Regions from separate parts of the Homo sapiens genome. Here region 1 is linked to region 2. The links are chromatin loops, found by intact Hi-C in ENCODE. Cell type or tissue: natural killer cell. All regions are shown on one strand. Region 1 overlaps ARAP2 (ArfGAP with RhoGAP domain, ankyrin repeat and PH domain 2). Region 2 overlaps DTHD1 (death domain containing 1).

Evidence for each region. A loop is a pair of places that touch in the nucleus more often than their neighbours do. Peaks named below come from ENCODE experiments on the same cell type or tissue, not always from the same donor. Only the 100,000 strongest peaks of a DNase experiment are listed, where the experiment ranks them.
Region 1: a loop joins it to region 2, with 2.8 times the contacts of the local background. A loop is called at or near these places in 2 of 110 quality-filtered maps.

The regions. Positions count from the first base shown.
Region 1 is chr4:36,185,770-36,193,769 of GRCh38, reverse strand. It overlaps ARAP2 (ArfGAP with RhoGAP domain, ankyrin repeat and PH domain 2), which reads left to right. Exons shown (of 33, transcript NM_015230.4): 7 at 123-192; 8 at 6,199-6,319. Among named protein-coding and RNA genes, the nearest start is that of ARAP2, 55 kb to the left of the region's middle. RefSeq lists an enhancer at 3,552-3,601. In natural killer cell, CTCF peaks have their summits at 5,645 and 5,846 (motif pointing right); DNase peaks (open chromatin) are centred at 659, 3,739 and 5,839; H3K27ac peaks cover 3,193 bases.
Region 2 is chr4:36,319,126-36,327,125 of GRCh38, reverse strand. All of the region lies in intron 8 of DTHD1 (death domain containing 1), which reads right to left. Among named protein-coding and RNA genes, the nearest start is that of DTHD1, 42 kb to the right of the region's middle. In natural killer cell, no CTCF peak of the experiment used is centred here; DNase peaks (open chromatin) are centred at 1,445 and 3,975; H3K27ac peaks cover 1,418 bases.

The DNA.
Region 1 (8,000 bases), 130 kb after region 2:
ATTGTTGTCTATGGTGTTTAACATTAAATAATAATATATTTACACGGTTACATTACAAATGAATTTAACAATCTAAGTTCATGTTACTTGAATGTAAAATAACAATTTCATATGTTTTGCAGAAAACGCATGTTTCAAAAGAGATGGGTGAAATTTGATGGCCTTAGCATTTCTTACTACAATAATGAGAAGGTAAATACATTTTACAGTTTTCAAAAATTGCTTTTTTATGCATACGAAGAGTAAAATAAGCAAGCAGTTTGGTTTTTAAGAATAGGAGGTAGATTCTCAACATGAAAAGAATTTGAAGTTGCAACTAATAAATATATTACCATATGCTTAGTTAATTAAAATCAGATGATTTTTGTCTTAAGTATGTACTTTCTCTTAACACACTAATTTTAAGATTTAACCACATGCTCTTTTTTGTAGCTCATAATCTAACATAATTTTCTCATTATTTGGAGATTTCCACCCCCTAATATTGGCAATACCTGTGGCTCTAATAGATATTTAGCCTTCTTTTTATATATTGCTTCTTTATTGCTGCAGGACAGAAGAATATATGCTTTTAGACAGTAACACATACTGCAACATAACACACATTGCATGCTCTATGGCTGAGAATAATGGAAGATATAGAGAGGTGTTAATTGTTTGGTTTCATTTTGCAGTGACTCAGAGCATCAAATCGGTATAAACACATCTCTTGGAGGTTTGCAAGATGGTTGGATGAATATTTTTGAAAAGCCATTTTCTTTTTTTTCTTTTTTGGAGACAGAGTCTTGCTCTGTTGCCCAGGCTGGAGTATAGTGGCAGGATCTTGGCTCACTGCAGCCTTTGCCTTCTGGGTTCCAGCGATTCTCCTGCCTCAGCCTCCTGAGTAGCTGGGATTACAGGTGCACACCACCATGCCTGGCTAATTTTGTAATTTTAGTAGAGACAAGGTTTCACCATGTTGGCCAGGCTGGTCTCAAACTTCTGATCTCAAGTGATCTGCCGCCTTGGCCTCCCAAAGTGCTGGAATTACAGACATGAGCTACCACGACCAGCCTTAAAAGCTGTTTTCTGTTTTAGCTACTATTTTTTTCTAGTTTGCTTGTACATTTGAGTCTTAAGACAATTCGTTGCCTAGGTTGAGTAGAAGGTAGTCTCTATAGCTGATGGAATCTCACTGCTGGTTTTCTCCAGCACCTGTAACCTTTTCTGGTTTGATTGAAATAAGGAGGAAAACTACTCAGGAGTGAGACAGGCTTCCATGCCATAAAACTGTTGCTGGCACTACCATTGTTTTCATTTGAGATAATTTCTAGTAACTGTGTCAAACTGGACTGTTTTTCCCTCTTTCCCTCTGTTTGTTCTTTTAAAGCTTATCTCAACTGCAGTGAAGAGATGAGGACCTCTCACGTTTTTAGTTATTGATGCAATGAAAATGATGCAGCTTGGTTTGAAATTAAAAAGTTCATATAAAAATGAGATATTGCAAATCATTTAGCTTAATATTAAAAAAATTTAAGTTGTTATTTTCTGTGACACTTCATCCATTTATTGTCTAGATGGTTGGTTACATTTTGGCAAAAAAAAAAAAAAAAAAAAAAAAACAGAAACACTGGATTTGGTGTTTCCTAAAAGGAGAGAGAGTTTCTGTTGTGACTCTTCTAGCAAAAGGGATGCATAGGTGTGGCCATAGCCACTATTTTGGCTGGGTGACCCGGTGTTAACAGCTATGAGAACTGAACAGTTGGGTCTTTTAATGTTTAAATGTGCACTTGAGGAGCATGTGGTTGGGCCTTTGGGAGGTAGCGTGCACAGTTACACATTCCCTAGGTTTCTTCCACTTTCTTTGAGGCCGCCAATCATGTCTCTGTAAGGACTCCTTCATTATATCACAGAAAATGGCATGATCCAAACAGCCTTGATATTTTATCCCCTGCAAAGAAATCTAACTCACCCCCATTTTCACCCAGCTGTGGGCAGAATTGCCCTGTGATCGTTTCATTGTCTCAAATTGGTAGATAAATGACAGGCTTGCCCTAGATACCTGTGTGTTACAGGCTCAAGGGATGCTTTAAAATTTCTTTCCTTAAGGAAAATTTTATACTCTGAAAAACACAGGCATTTTGAGCATTGTTGTCATTTGAGTATTTTTTTCTTTATTGTCTTTATCTTGTACTGTTGCAAGACAAATATAAAAATCAGCTCTACAGTGTTAAAAATTACAAGATTTTTCTTGGGATCTCATACTAGATTATAAATCAGCCATTAGATAAACTACAACATTCTGAGGTTTTAGTGACATAGTATTTTGCTTGTTAAGTATATTTTGATCACCTCTGGGGAATTATTTTTTTCTATTATTCTACCAGAAATATTTACTTGTTAACTATATCCTTGTTATAGGTGTGTAGGTTATTTTTTAAGGAATTGTTTTCTCTTTAACAGGATCTATTAGAAAGATAATCTTTTTTTAGTCCCTGTTTCTTTCAGTACAGTGCTACTTGACTTATTTCTAGTGACAAAATGGGTTAATGGTAACATTTTCCTCAACAAATAGTTAATTATCTCACTAGAGGGATGTTGTTATAAGTTCCTCTAATTCTTATGCAAGCTAAAATTTGGAAACAGATCACGTAGGGGATAAACTGTAAATGTTTTTAGGCATTCTAATTCCTGCTGTCTGGTCTCAGTCTCTACAGACTTAGAGCAGAGGGGCTCTTACACTGTCCCCAAAGATGCTGTGCCCTTTCCCACATCCTTAGGTTGCCTGACAATGGAAAGAGTTTATCTTCCTCTTCTGAATTTCTAGAGCACTTATTGGTCTAGTTTTGGCCTTGTATTGCCATTTTAACCTACTTGGATTTATAGGGTTTCCTTTGTTAAGCCAATCATGTCATGTGTCTCTGCCTAATGATCTTTTTAAACAGTGACTGAGTATACACTATGGGAAACTGGAGCATGTCTTTTCCTACATGTTCCCCTTGTGTTTTTGTTCTTCCATCTGAGCCTCCCTAGCCATTGCCATCCATCAACATTCTGTGCAAACATCAGACCCATCTTGTTATTCACCTCCATGAGCCTTTTCTTGATTTTCTCCAACTGTGTGACATTTGAAAAATAATATGCAGGAAAATTCAGAAGAAAAACAAACTGAAAGTAGGGAGGCAAACCAGGAGACTGTTACACTAAGCCAGGCGTTATTATCATGTAGACTAATGTATAGGCTCAGTGGAGCCTCAGTGGAAGTGATAAGAAATGAATTTCAAGAAATATTAAAAATGAGCCATCAGAGATTGTTATAATTGTGATTGATTAGACATAGGATTCATTCATTCAGAAAATATTTCTATAGTATTAACTACATGAAAGGTGGTGAGGAATGTAGATAAATGACCTGAAGCCTATTTGGGGAGAATATATTAATTAAATGATCACACAGGTAAATATAAAGTCACCGTTTAAATCACAATGAATAATTGTTATAAAGGAAAAATCCAGGTTGCTGTTAGCTTAAATTAGGGTTATCTGTGAGGATGAGGGGTTTGAGAGAATGTGCTGGTCAGAAAGGCTTTCTTCAGGAGGATATATTTATGCTGAAATATGAAGGTTGAGGAGGCAGTAAGTATGTGCAGATGGGCGTGAAGACAATTCGTTGCAGAGCAAACAGTGTATGCAAAGGCACTGGCTTGGGTAGAAATGTGATATATTCAGGAAACCTCAAGAAAACCAATGTGACAGTAATTCACAGTTGGTGAGTGGTGGGGAGGAAGTTTATTCTAGATGTGGGGAGAATGCAAGCTATGTGGGTGCAAAGGAACCAGCAAAGGTCAAAGATGACTTCATTCTATTTCAGATGGACTGGAAGAGTTGATATTTTAATGGACAGATATAAGGAGAGTGTAAGTCTTCAGGTGAAAATAAATTCAGTTTTACAGTTTATGGTGCTTACAAGACAGTTACATAGACTACTGATGACTTGAAATATGGCAGTGAAATTGAGTGAAATGAATAGATAAGAAAGGAAGAGAGAAATTTTAGATTACTCTGCATAAAGTTGGTAGAGCTGGAGGACATTATATTAAGTGAAATACGGCAGGAACAGAAAGTTAAACAGCCCATATTCTCACTGATGAGGAAGCTTTTTTCAAAGTGAATCTTACCAAAGTAAAAAGTAGTACAGAGGATAGTAGAGGCTGTGAAGGGTAGGGAGAAGGAGGACATAGGGAGAGATTTGTTAAAGGGCAGGAACTTATAGCTAGAGAGGCGGAATAAGTCCTAGTGTTCTATAGCACTGTAGGATGACTGTAGTTAACACTAATTTAATATAGTTTCAAATAGCCAGAAGGAGGATATTGAATGTTTCCAACACAGAGAGATGATGAATAATTGAGATGATGGACATGCTTGTTACCTCTTCTGGTCATTATACTTTATATGTATCACGACATCACTATGTATCATGACATCACTATGTATCCCATAAATACGAACAGTTATTATGTGTTAATTTAGAAAATTAAAAAAAAATAGTGGAAAAGGATTTTTATAGGGAGAGAAGATAAAGTAAAAAGGAGAAGAAATAAGTTGTTTACTAAGTGCTTATTTCTTGACATCCTTCTCTCTTTTCTGTATAAGGTTGCCCATTCATCTTCCTGAATCACAGCTCATTTGCCATACTCAGTTTTGGCTGCATGGGAGGACATAGGAGAGCCTTCATTGCATTGGTATTTAAGATTACATTAAAGAATGGATAGGATTTTGATGGATAAATAAAGTCAGGGATGGGAGATTGGAACAGAGCTAGTGAAGGAGAAGAAACTTAAAAAATACTCAGAGATAATGCCATGATGATATAGTGTATCTCCTTAAATAGCAGAAGAGGATATCCTTCTGGTAGAATGCCATGATGCTAATGATGACTGTCCCTTACCAATTGCTAAGGCAGGAATTTATGGCTAGGAGAAATATAAACTCAGTACTTGCTCCCTGCATGGAATGGTTTGCTGTTTTTTCCAAATCAGTTATATCTGGGACCTGCTCAAAAGTGTGGGTTCCAAGGATAACGCTGTGGAAGGGAAGAGATAAAGAAATCCCTTAAGGATGTATCCAAACTCTTTTAATATTGCAGACCTTCTATAATGTGTCCTTGGTATGCGTTATCAGCCTCCTATCTTTTGACTCTATGTTGTTGTCCTCTTATTTCTCTGCCTTACACTTCCATTATTTAGTCTTTTTGACTAGAATGCCCCCCACGCACTTGTCTATCTGGTTAAAATTAAGGTTTTTTAAAAGTCGGATTTAAATACCACCATGTTTGTAAAGGTATACCTCACAGCCTTTAAGCAGAATTGAGATTTTCCGTCTTTGTACTCTTAAATCCCTTAGTTTTTACCCAGTTTTAAACTCTTCTCTCATTGCAGTAGCTGGGTTTTCATTTTGAGGCTCCTTGAAAGTATAAGCACTCTGAATTTTCTTTCCAACACGGGGCCCAGAAAACATAAAGAGTTGAAATTGTGCAGTAGTTATCATGACATGATTTGAGAGGGTCCAGGAAAATGAAGATGGATTAAAAAGTTATCGAAGTCTTAAGAATGACCTTTTTTAAACAAAATTTGTAATATTTATATGCTGTTTGGAAACAGAAAAATCTGTCTTTTTTTATTCTTTATTCATTGAAGAGTAAAAATTAAAATGATACAGTTTGAGGTTGAGATGCTCATCATCAGAGCTTTGAGTAACATGGTTAATTTAGAAAACCCGATATGTGTTTAAGGTATATTTTGGTTCCTAATAAGTAACAAACTCGTTTCAAAATGGTTCAGTTACAGTACCTGTTGTGGCCAGCAGATGCCTGCAAACACCATAAAATCATTTTGAGCAGATTGTTTTAAAGAACATGCTGCTGGTTTTTGGAACTCTGTATTGCTAGTTTAGTAGGATTGTTTGTATTTGATTCTTTCCCTTTTAATTCCAGATGAAGAGAAAGTTGAAAAGATCTCACTTCAAAGAAGGGGATATTTAATAGTTTCTTTTCTAGGGTATTACATGAGAATATGAGTGGACAAATTACTTGTATGGCATTTAAAAAATTTGGATTGAAATTATAAAGAGAAGCAGTTATAAATACTGTGCCATTCTTTTTTGATAAGATCAAGAGAATTTCGTTTTCATATGTCTTCTCTTTTTTTCTAACCAATACAGGAGATGTATTCGAAAGGAATAATTCCCCTTTCTGCTATATCAACAGTACGAGTTCAAGGAGACAACAAATTTGAAGTTGTTACAACACAAAGAACTTTTGTTTTTAGAGTAGAAAAAGAAGGTGAGATTATTTATTTATCCATATGAAATACATTAATTTCTGACTAATCATATTAATAAACCAGTTAGACTAGGAATGTCAAGAAACCTTTAAATATATTACTTTTTGATAATTTACATTTTAAAATTAATTTTTCAAATGCATAATGTTAAAACATAAATAAGTTGACAAGTTATTTGTTTCCTCTTTCATGCAACAAATATTTAATGAGAGCCTATTGTGTGCTAAGGACTCATAAGTTCTGCATATACAATGTGAAAAAAAGTAGACACAATTCTCTGCTTTCGTGGAGCTAACCTTTGAGATGTTGTTTTGATAATGCAAAATAGTTATTTGATATGCAAAAACAATTTTTCTAACTATTAAGTTGGTTATATGGACATTTATGGCAGGCTCAGTGGTTCCCAACCTTTTTTGCACCAGGGACTGGTTTCGTGGAAGACAATTTTTCCATGAACCGGTGGTGGGGAGATGGTTCCTGGATGACTGAAGCACATTACATTTATTGTGTGTTTTAGTTCTGTTATTATTACATTGTAGTATATAATGAAATAATTATACAACTCACCATAATGTAGAATCAGTGGGATCCCTGAGCTTGTTTTCTTGCAACTAAATGGCCCCATCTGGGGCTGATGGGAGACAGTGACATTGTCAGGCATTAGACTCTCATAAGGAGCACACAACCTAAATTCCTTGCATGCACATTTTACAGTAGAGTTTGTGCTGCTGTGAGAATCTAATGCCACCTGTGATCTGACAGGAGGCAGAGCTCAGGCAGTAATGCCAGTGGTGGCTATAGATGCAGCCAGGAGTGGCTGTAGATACAGATGAAGCTTCACTGGCTCGCCTGCTGCTCACCTTCTGCTGTGTGGCCCTGTTCCTAACAGACCATGTAATGGTACCAGTCCATGGTCTTGGGTTTGGGGACCCCCGCTTTAGCTGACCGCACAGGCACAGTAATCATTCTATGGTAGATTTTGGAGCATCTTTTATATTTCTTGAATTCTTTTCATCTATATCATCTATGGGGCACTTGATGGTAAAAGCCGACCCAAAGATGGCACATGTTTTCTGGATTGAGTTTAAATGTGTACAGAGAAATATTTTCTGAATTTTGTTTGAATAAGGGTTGGGGAGGAGCCAGAGAAATTAAAAGTTCTCTGTTGTGTATTTTATTTGACTATCATAATATGTCATTACTATAAATTCACTGGTTTTAATAATTTAGATAATACCATCGCATTAAGAATTAGTATTTAACTTATTTTATGGACAACTTTTATTTAGGAATAGATATATAATTCAACTTGATTTTTAGAAGTACTTCTTGGTGCTTTAATTATTTGAATTATAATGGTATGGGAAATTGACTGAATACCTGATATGTGCCAGACACTTTGCTAAGTCTTCATTTTCACAACAGTCTCATAAGGTTGGTAGTATTAAAATTATTATCCTTTTTTTTTTTTGAGACAGAGTTTCACTCTTGTTGCCCAAGCTTGAGTGCAATGGCGCAATCTCGGCTCACTGCAACCTCCGCCTCATGGGTTCAAGCGATTGTCCTGGCTCAGCCTCCCAAGTACCTGGGACTACAGGCATGCATCACCACGCCCAGCTAATTTTTTTTTGTATCTAGTAGAGACGGGGTTTCACCATGTTGGTCAGGTTGGTCTAGAAC
Region 2 (8,000 bases):
GCGAGGTGGCAGGCACCTGTAATCCTAGCTACTTGGGAGGCTGAGACAGGAGAATTGCTTGAACCCAGTAGGCAGAGGTTGCAGTGAGATGAGATCATGCCACTGCACTCCGGTCTGGGTGACAGAGCGAGACTCCGTCTGAAGAAAGAAAAAAAAAAAAAAAGAAAAACAAATCCTTGTTTTGGTTTGGCTTTTTGGATCATAGCTAGAAATAGTTTTTCCAATAGAAAGAGTAATCTGAATGTTTCTGGGAAAGGCCTGGACAGCCACACACAAAATGTCACCCTCCCAGGTCTTGCCACAGTGTGTGAAATCCTATTAGTCATTCCTTTAAAGTCATGAAAGGCTTCTGCTAAATGCAACTGCTAGATGGGAAGAAAACAGGTAAGGCTTCTGTCAGCTATTAAAACTCCACCTTCAATTGCTTTTTCAATTTCCCCAGCATGCTTTCATTTATTCATTAAAGAGTTCAGCAAAACATTATTGAATGCATCCTCGGGGAAGGGATTACAAAATTGAATGAGCAGTGCTCTCAACCCTGAGGAACTCAGTCTCAAAAGCAGACAGTAGAGTATAATGTTAGGAGTGTTGCCATTGAAATCAGACAAACTTGGTTTCAAACAGTAGTTTTGCCATTTCCCCTTGGGGAAAACCTCTATATGCTTCAGTTTCTTAAATGAAGAAACTTTTATTTAAGGTTTTTTTTTTTTTCAATAAATAAGTTAATGTGTAAATGCTTTGTCAAGTTACTAGCAGGGAATAATTTAGTAGGTATTCATCATTATTATCATTACCATGATTTTTATATAAATAAAAATTATAATGGACCATATGTTTATATATATAATATATATGTTATATATATATTCAAAGTGCTTTAGTTACAGATACAGTGCAGTGTCTAATACTTCCTGGAAAACTTAAAGACTGCTCCTAAAGAGGGGATAATAGGGTTAAGTGTGGAGTCATTGCTGTCACAATGGCAGCCCGTGGGAAGAGTCTTGAAGAGAAGTGAGGCTTTAAGTAGAACTGGAGCAAAATATGTTAGTTGGGGAAATGTAATATAAAAAGGTTATGACGATGAGCTGTGGGAGTTTGCAATGGGCCCTATATGCCACGGTAACTGGCTTGGACTTTTAATCAATAGACATCCAATGAGAAGTTTTGGAAGAGTGATGAAATCATATTTGTTTTTGAGAAAAATCAAGCTGTCAATTGTGAGGAAGGCAGCCTAAAGCAGATAAGGGAACTAGTGATAGGCCTCCAAGGAAAATGTTGCTATCATCTGTGTGTTAAGGCAATATTAGAGGGACTGAAGATGAAATGCAAGTTTAAACAACACTTCCAAAGTAAAATCAACAAACACTGTATTATATCACAGGACAGTAGCTCAAACCAGTGTACTGAGAGCAACCTTGGAAATCCCCTTCACGACTTCCTCTATCTGCCAATATTCTCCTGCCACCCAGTCCCACACACATTCACTCTATCACCAAGACCTGTTGATCTCAAATCCTGAATCTCTCTCTAACTCTGTTCTTTTCTTGCTATCTTTACTGTCATGATCTTACATAGGCTATCACACTGTCTTCTGTGGACTATTTCATTAGCTCTTTATTTTACTATTGCTAAGCTCATCCATTTCTAGTTTATCCTTATAGGCTGTCGTAGTAATGTTGCTAACAAAACTTGATCATATCACTCTCCTAGTTAAAATTTTCCAATGGCTTTCCAATGGCTTTAGCTGTTACTCAAAAGATAAAAGATCAACTTAATTATAAACAAACCAGATACCTATTTCTCCATCCTCAATTATGGCCATACCAGTTTCAAGAGTATCAGTAGATGAGAGATTTTGTTGTTTACTCAAAAACTAAGGGTCTCTGGTTTGCATGTGCTCTCTATGTCATGAAATCAATCACAGTTTTTTGGTGAATTTTGACAGAAAGCTTGCTACCACAACTACAGAGTCATTTAGTTAATCTAAGTAAGGAATTAAAGGCCCTCCATAATCTTTCCCCAGCTTATTTCCAACATGACATTTCCAAATCTTCCCCTGAAGAAACAGGTGCATTCATCATCCTTTCTCGGAACACGTCTTGTGCTTGACCACTTCAAAGTTTCTACTCATGCCATCTCTCTTGTGTGAAACTCATTGCCCCTTTCTCTCTTCCTCTCCAGACCCTAAACATTCTCTGCAATCATTTTGCTCCCTGAAGCACCCGCAAGTCACCTCAGTCCACAGCGTTCACCCCCTTCTCTGAAATGCCCTAGCATTTAACATCTTACTATTCATTTGCAATTAACAATCAGTTCCTGCCTTTTGCTATTGCTGTATTGTTGTATTCAATTATTATTTATCTCTTGCTTTGTTTTATAACTTTTAAAGTTTTATACTTTATTTCCTAAACTGGACTGTAATCTCCTTGAAAGCTAGAATTTTGGCTTCTACTATTATTATTATCACTTTTAGGCCTTACAGAATATCTTGTATATATTAGGGATTTTGTGGTTGCTAAATTAACGTGTTGACTGATATAATACATCTACAGAAGAAAAAATAAAAACAAAAACAGTTGAAGTTCATAAACTAAAATCTGTTTGAGTTAATGAGCATAACTTTTTACTTATTAAATGTTACAGTTTTAAGAGAATAAGTGCAAACACATCAATGAAATTTTAATTATCAAATTTATTTAGATAGGCAGGAATATCTGTGCTTCCTTTGTAAAAGAAAAATCAAAAGCCCTATAACGATACAGTGCCCAATTCCTGTTTAGTTATACTGCCCTCTAAACAGAGAAAACCTTATCTTTTAAAGCCAAGAGTTGAAGGAGGAAGGAGGAGGGAGGCGTTGAGAGGGGCCAGAGAAGGAGAAAGGGGAGAAGGGACAGGAAAAAGAAGGTGCAGAGGAAGAGATAAGGGGAGGAGAGTGGAGGGGAAAGGAAAAAGAAAAGGGAAAGGGAACAAGAGAAAGGAATGGGGGGGAGGAGAAGGGAAATAATCTCTTCTCATTAAACTGGTTGTCAAAGTACTTTCCAAAAAAGAACACAGGATCCTGTTTCTGACTAAACCAGCTTTGTTCATTTTCCCCTCATGTTCCTCTTAGTGACATGGTCAAAATTGTGGCTTTGAAGGTCATTCTGGTTGCCTGTAGGAAAGTGGAACTGCAGACATGAGGATAACATGTAAGGGAGATGCATGGAGTGCCAGAGTTCTCCCTTCTCCATCCATCCTTCTCATTGGAAAGAGTGAGAAGATTTTGGAAACTTTTAGAGGTTAAAAAATTAACATAATATTTCTACTTACCAAGAACCTAGTGGCTTTCTTCTGTAATTGATAGGGGAAGGGACATGATGCACCAAACATGTTACTGGAATTAACTCTAGTATAGAAAGCATGACACTAAGTTATGGAAAACTTAACAATCACAATGTGGGCACTATTCCCTCAAAAACCACAGCAAGAACAAAGCAAAACAAAACAAAATCCTGATTTTTCTTATAGGAATTTCTTCTAATGTGCTCTTTCAATCTGCTTTTTAAAATACCTAGCAATAACATAATAAGTTCCATTTGATCCTTCAACCCTAATATAATTTTGTAAAATTACTGCAACTGAGAAGTCTGAGTAGAATTAAAATGCTTTTGGATGTAAACATTTTTTAATGGTTCAGAATCATCTCATTTATCTAGTCAAAATTGCTTTGGTATTTCATATTGGTGGAAAAAATAATATAGGAACAACATTATCCCTAGCAGAGCAGTGAGATGGTAATGAAATCCAAAGTGGTGAAAGTGGCGATTCTGACGAACTGATTCTTGCACTGCCATCTGCCTGCTTCCTCCCTTTGACACAGCAAGTTATTTAATGTGGTGAGAAAGAAAGTGTTGAAGCAGTATCATTATTTACTAGAAATCACATGTCAGGAGTTCAGTTTAAAAAAATAATAATCCAGGAAGTTCAGGCTAAGCAAAACTTGGGTCAACAGATGGCTTACGTAAATGTGTGGGTTAGGTTTTACTGGGAAACTCCAGCCTCGAATAGGTGACAGCAGTCAGATCTGGAGCCCTTCTTTCCTTCAAAACAAAACCTCTAAGTAGGAGGAAGGAGTCAAAAGCAGTCACAACCCAAGTTAGCACAAATAAGCAAATGGCATATAGTCACCTATCTGGCGTGACTTCAGACGCACGCACACATGCACAAAATATTCTCTCCACTCCCTTCCATCTAAAAAACCTTTGAGAGTTTTTTGAAACTTGCCTTGTTTCTGCCAAAATACAATTATGTGCAGTGTGAACTGAATTTACTTGAACATTTTGTGAAAGGAGAAAGGCTGAGGCACAACTTCAGAAAGATTTAGTGGTGAATCATTATTCTTTTCAGCCACATATTTTCAAATATATTGTTTGTGGGATCATTTTCAGAAGATTATATAGAATATGAAGTATCACCAGGACGCTTACTATCTTACAAACCTCATCATCTTTCTGTGGCCCTCACATGCGCACTGACCATCACAGCCTTCCTTCGAGTCCTTGACTTGAAATGCGTGCCCGTCTCGGAGTCTTGGAACTTGCTGCGTCTCCCACTTGGATGCTCTCCTGGCCATACAGGAAGGTTCTGGTCTCCGGTTGCTCCTCAGCTCGGTAGTCCCCTCCACAGTGAGGTCTTCCCTAGCTATCCCACCTACCAACTCACACCACCAATTCTGTCCATCTTCTAATGCTAATTTATTTTCTTCCTTGGCACTTCTCACTGTCCTCCTCACATTTTTGGTCCATAAAATGCAAGTTCTATTTATATATACCCATTCACTCATGTTTATTGAGCATCTAACTTATGCCTGACACCATTCTAGGTACTTGTGATTTGGCAGTGAACAAAAAATGTTCCCCGTCTTCACAGAGCTTACTTTCTAGTTATGGAAGAGAGGGTTTTTCTGCAAGAAATGTACAAATGAAGAAACACATGTAAAAACGGAGAAATGACTTAGAGGGAAAAAATAGGGCAGATTAAAGAGGATTAGGAATGTCAGGTTGCAGGGTAAGAGTAGATTGCAATGTTAGAGTCAGGGTAAACCACAGAGAGAAGGTGAAGTTTCAGCAAAGAACTGAAGGAGGTAAGGGTAACAGACATGCAGATATCTGATGGAAGAACATTCCAGCAAGGGGAATCACTAACACAAAGACCTAAAGCAGAAGCAGGTGTGGCATATTCCAAAAACTCAAGAGGGTCACTGTGGTTGAATAAGTGAGGAGGCGAGTAGAGCAGAGAATGCCTTGGAGTCAGTGAGGGCCAAGTTCACACAGAGCCTTTATTCTGATGGAAGCTGGGAGCCACTGAAGGGTTTGGGGCAGAGGCATGAGATGATTTGACTAATGCTTTAAGGCAGTAGTCCCCAACTATTTTGCCACCAGGAACCAGTTTCGTAGAAGACCATTTTTCCATGTTGGAGGGATGGTTTCAGGATGATTCAGGCAAGTTAAATTTATTGTGCTCTTTATTTCTATTATTATTATATTGTAATATATAATGAAATAATTATATACCATAATGTAGAATCAGCGGGAGCCTTGAGCTTGTTTTCCTGCAACTAGAAGTTCCCAGCTGGGGGTGATGGGAGACAGTGACAGATTATCAGGCATTAGATTCTTGTAAGAAGCACACAACCTAGATCCCTGGCAGGTGAATTTCACAATAGGGTTTGCACTCCTACAAGGATCAAATGCCGCCACTGATCTGATAGGAAGCAGAGCTCAGGCAGTAATGCAAGCAATGCAGAGTGGCTGTAAATACAGATGAAGCATTGCTCACTTGCCCAACGTTCACCTCCTGGTTCCTAACAGACCACGAACTGCTACCATTTCATGGCCCAGAGACTGGGGACTCCTGCTTTAAGGGATAACTCTGCCTATGAGTTGAAAACATGCTATAAAGAAGAAAGGGAAAAATGAGACCCTACATACCAGGACACCACTATACGTTGAGCCTTTGGGATACACTGTTTGTTGAATTAATTAATATATGAATGAATGAACTACAGAGGCTGAAGAATAAGAGACGCAGAGATCCTCACAAGTATGAAGTAAAAAGTGATATGTCTTCTCATCTTTATGAATCAGACACAGTATATTAACATCACACATTATAATTATGTGTGTGGTTCTATGCCTAGATACATATATGTAAATATTTACTGTTTGTTCTCTGTGAAGCACTTTTAATTTTGACAAATACCTTCACCTATTTTATGCTACATGTATAAATATCCACATAGTGTCATGTTCATTAATGCCAAGCTACTGCTATATTAGGCTACTTCCATTTCCTGAAAAATAGCACATTCTAATACTGCTTAGTTGAGGTGAATTTTTTAAATTCTGATGAAATAAGTCTCATCTTGCAAAACTAAATGTCATAGTTTCAATTCCCATTTAGTTATACTAGTTTGAAAAGAAAAAAGTTCCCACAGCCACAGATTCTTTTTCAACCTGACAAACTTATTTCTGAAGACTTTGGGCACAAGAAAGGGCTCAAAGAGTGAATCTGGAAAGCCCTATACGAACCCATCTGGAATAAAAAGAAAGCACAGATGGCCTATTGGCAGTAGATTCATCTATGAAAGACAGCAGAAGTTTAAATGTACTATTTTTAAACATGCCAATATAGTTTCAGGATTATCAATTTCAAGGTTGAGTAACTGTAAGGTTTGCAGAGATTATCTTGTTCATCTAGTTAGTCACAAATATTTATCAAGCATGTACTATGTGTCCGCACTGGCAATACAGAGTTGAGCTGGACAGTGTCTGTGCCTGCGCAGTTCGTTGCATGCATTCTCAATTTTGGTAATGTCACCCTTGGGGAGAGAAAATTCGTTCTTGGCTGAGACACAAAAAGGCTTACTCTTTCAGATGTATAAAACACAGATAAATATATGGTACATAGACATACAGTATATCCGTGGTAATAAAATTTCACAAGGAGAGGTGATTAGAAAAAAAAATATTTCAGAAAAAAAGACTCCCTGAAAAGCCATTACAGCAACAAGGGAAGGAAACAAGCAAGTGGATGTCATGAAATATGGTAACTACAGTGATAAGGAAAGTACAAAATGCCGTAGCTCCATATACCAGGAACACTTAACCTGGTACAAAGGAGGAGTGAGGGAAGGCTTCCTTGGCAAGGCTGCACTTCAGCACCGATGTGAAAGAGGTTCAGTAAGAATTACTCAGGCACATAGGTAAGGAATGGTGTGTTACAAGCAAAACAGAGAAGAAGCTGACGCAAAAGTACTGGACAATCGTAAACACAGACTTTTACTGAGGAAAATCTATACAAACCCCTAAATTATCTATGTTGGCTAATTTGGCTTGACTAATTTGGCTACTTTTATAAAGTCAGGCAACAGAGGAAACACTAATAAGTGAAAGCTGAATTCCTATCACATTTTTGGACTTCATGTCTGTCGTCTCTGACATAACGGCCTTTCTTTGCATGGTCTGCCATCATCTCAGTAAGGCCCTTACCGCCTCTTGCCAGAGAATTCCAACCACCACTGGCTTGTCTCCCTTTCATCCTCTTATGGCAGCAAAGCAACGTGAGGCTTTCTGGAAGCAATGTGCCAGCTGAGCTGCCTGGAGAGCAGCCCTTAGGTACCCCTCTCCACTCCACATCTTCATGCTGATCCACATCGATGCCTTAGCCTGTCAGTTAAGAGTTTGTAGAATCAGGCTCTAAACTACGGAACAGAGAGAATTTGAGTATTCCTTCAAGTCAATAGTTCTTAAACTTTTAGAATCTGGAGACAGCTATAGACCTCCCCTTATTCACCAAGTCATAGATATTTAGGGTGCCTACTATGTGCCAGGCACTGTTCTAATCACAGAAGAAGGAACCTGGATAGAATAGACAGGGTCCTTCATTCATGGAGTTTGCTTTTTAAAGAAGCAAAGGAAAATAGAAAATACATGAACAAATAAATCTAAAAATATCAATGA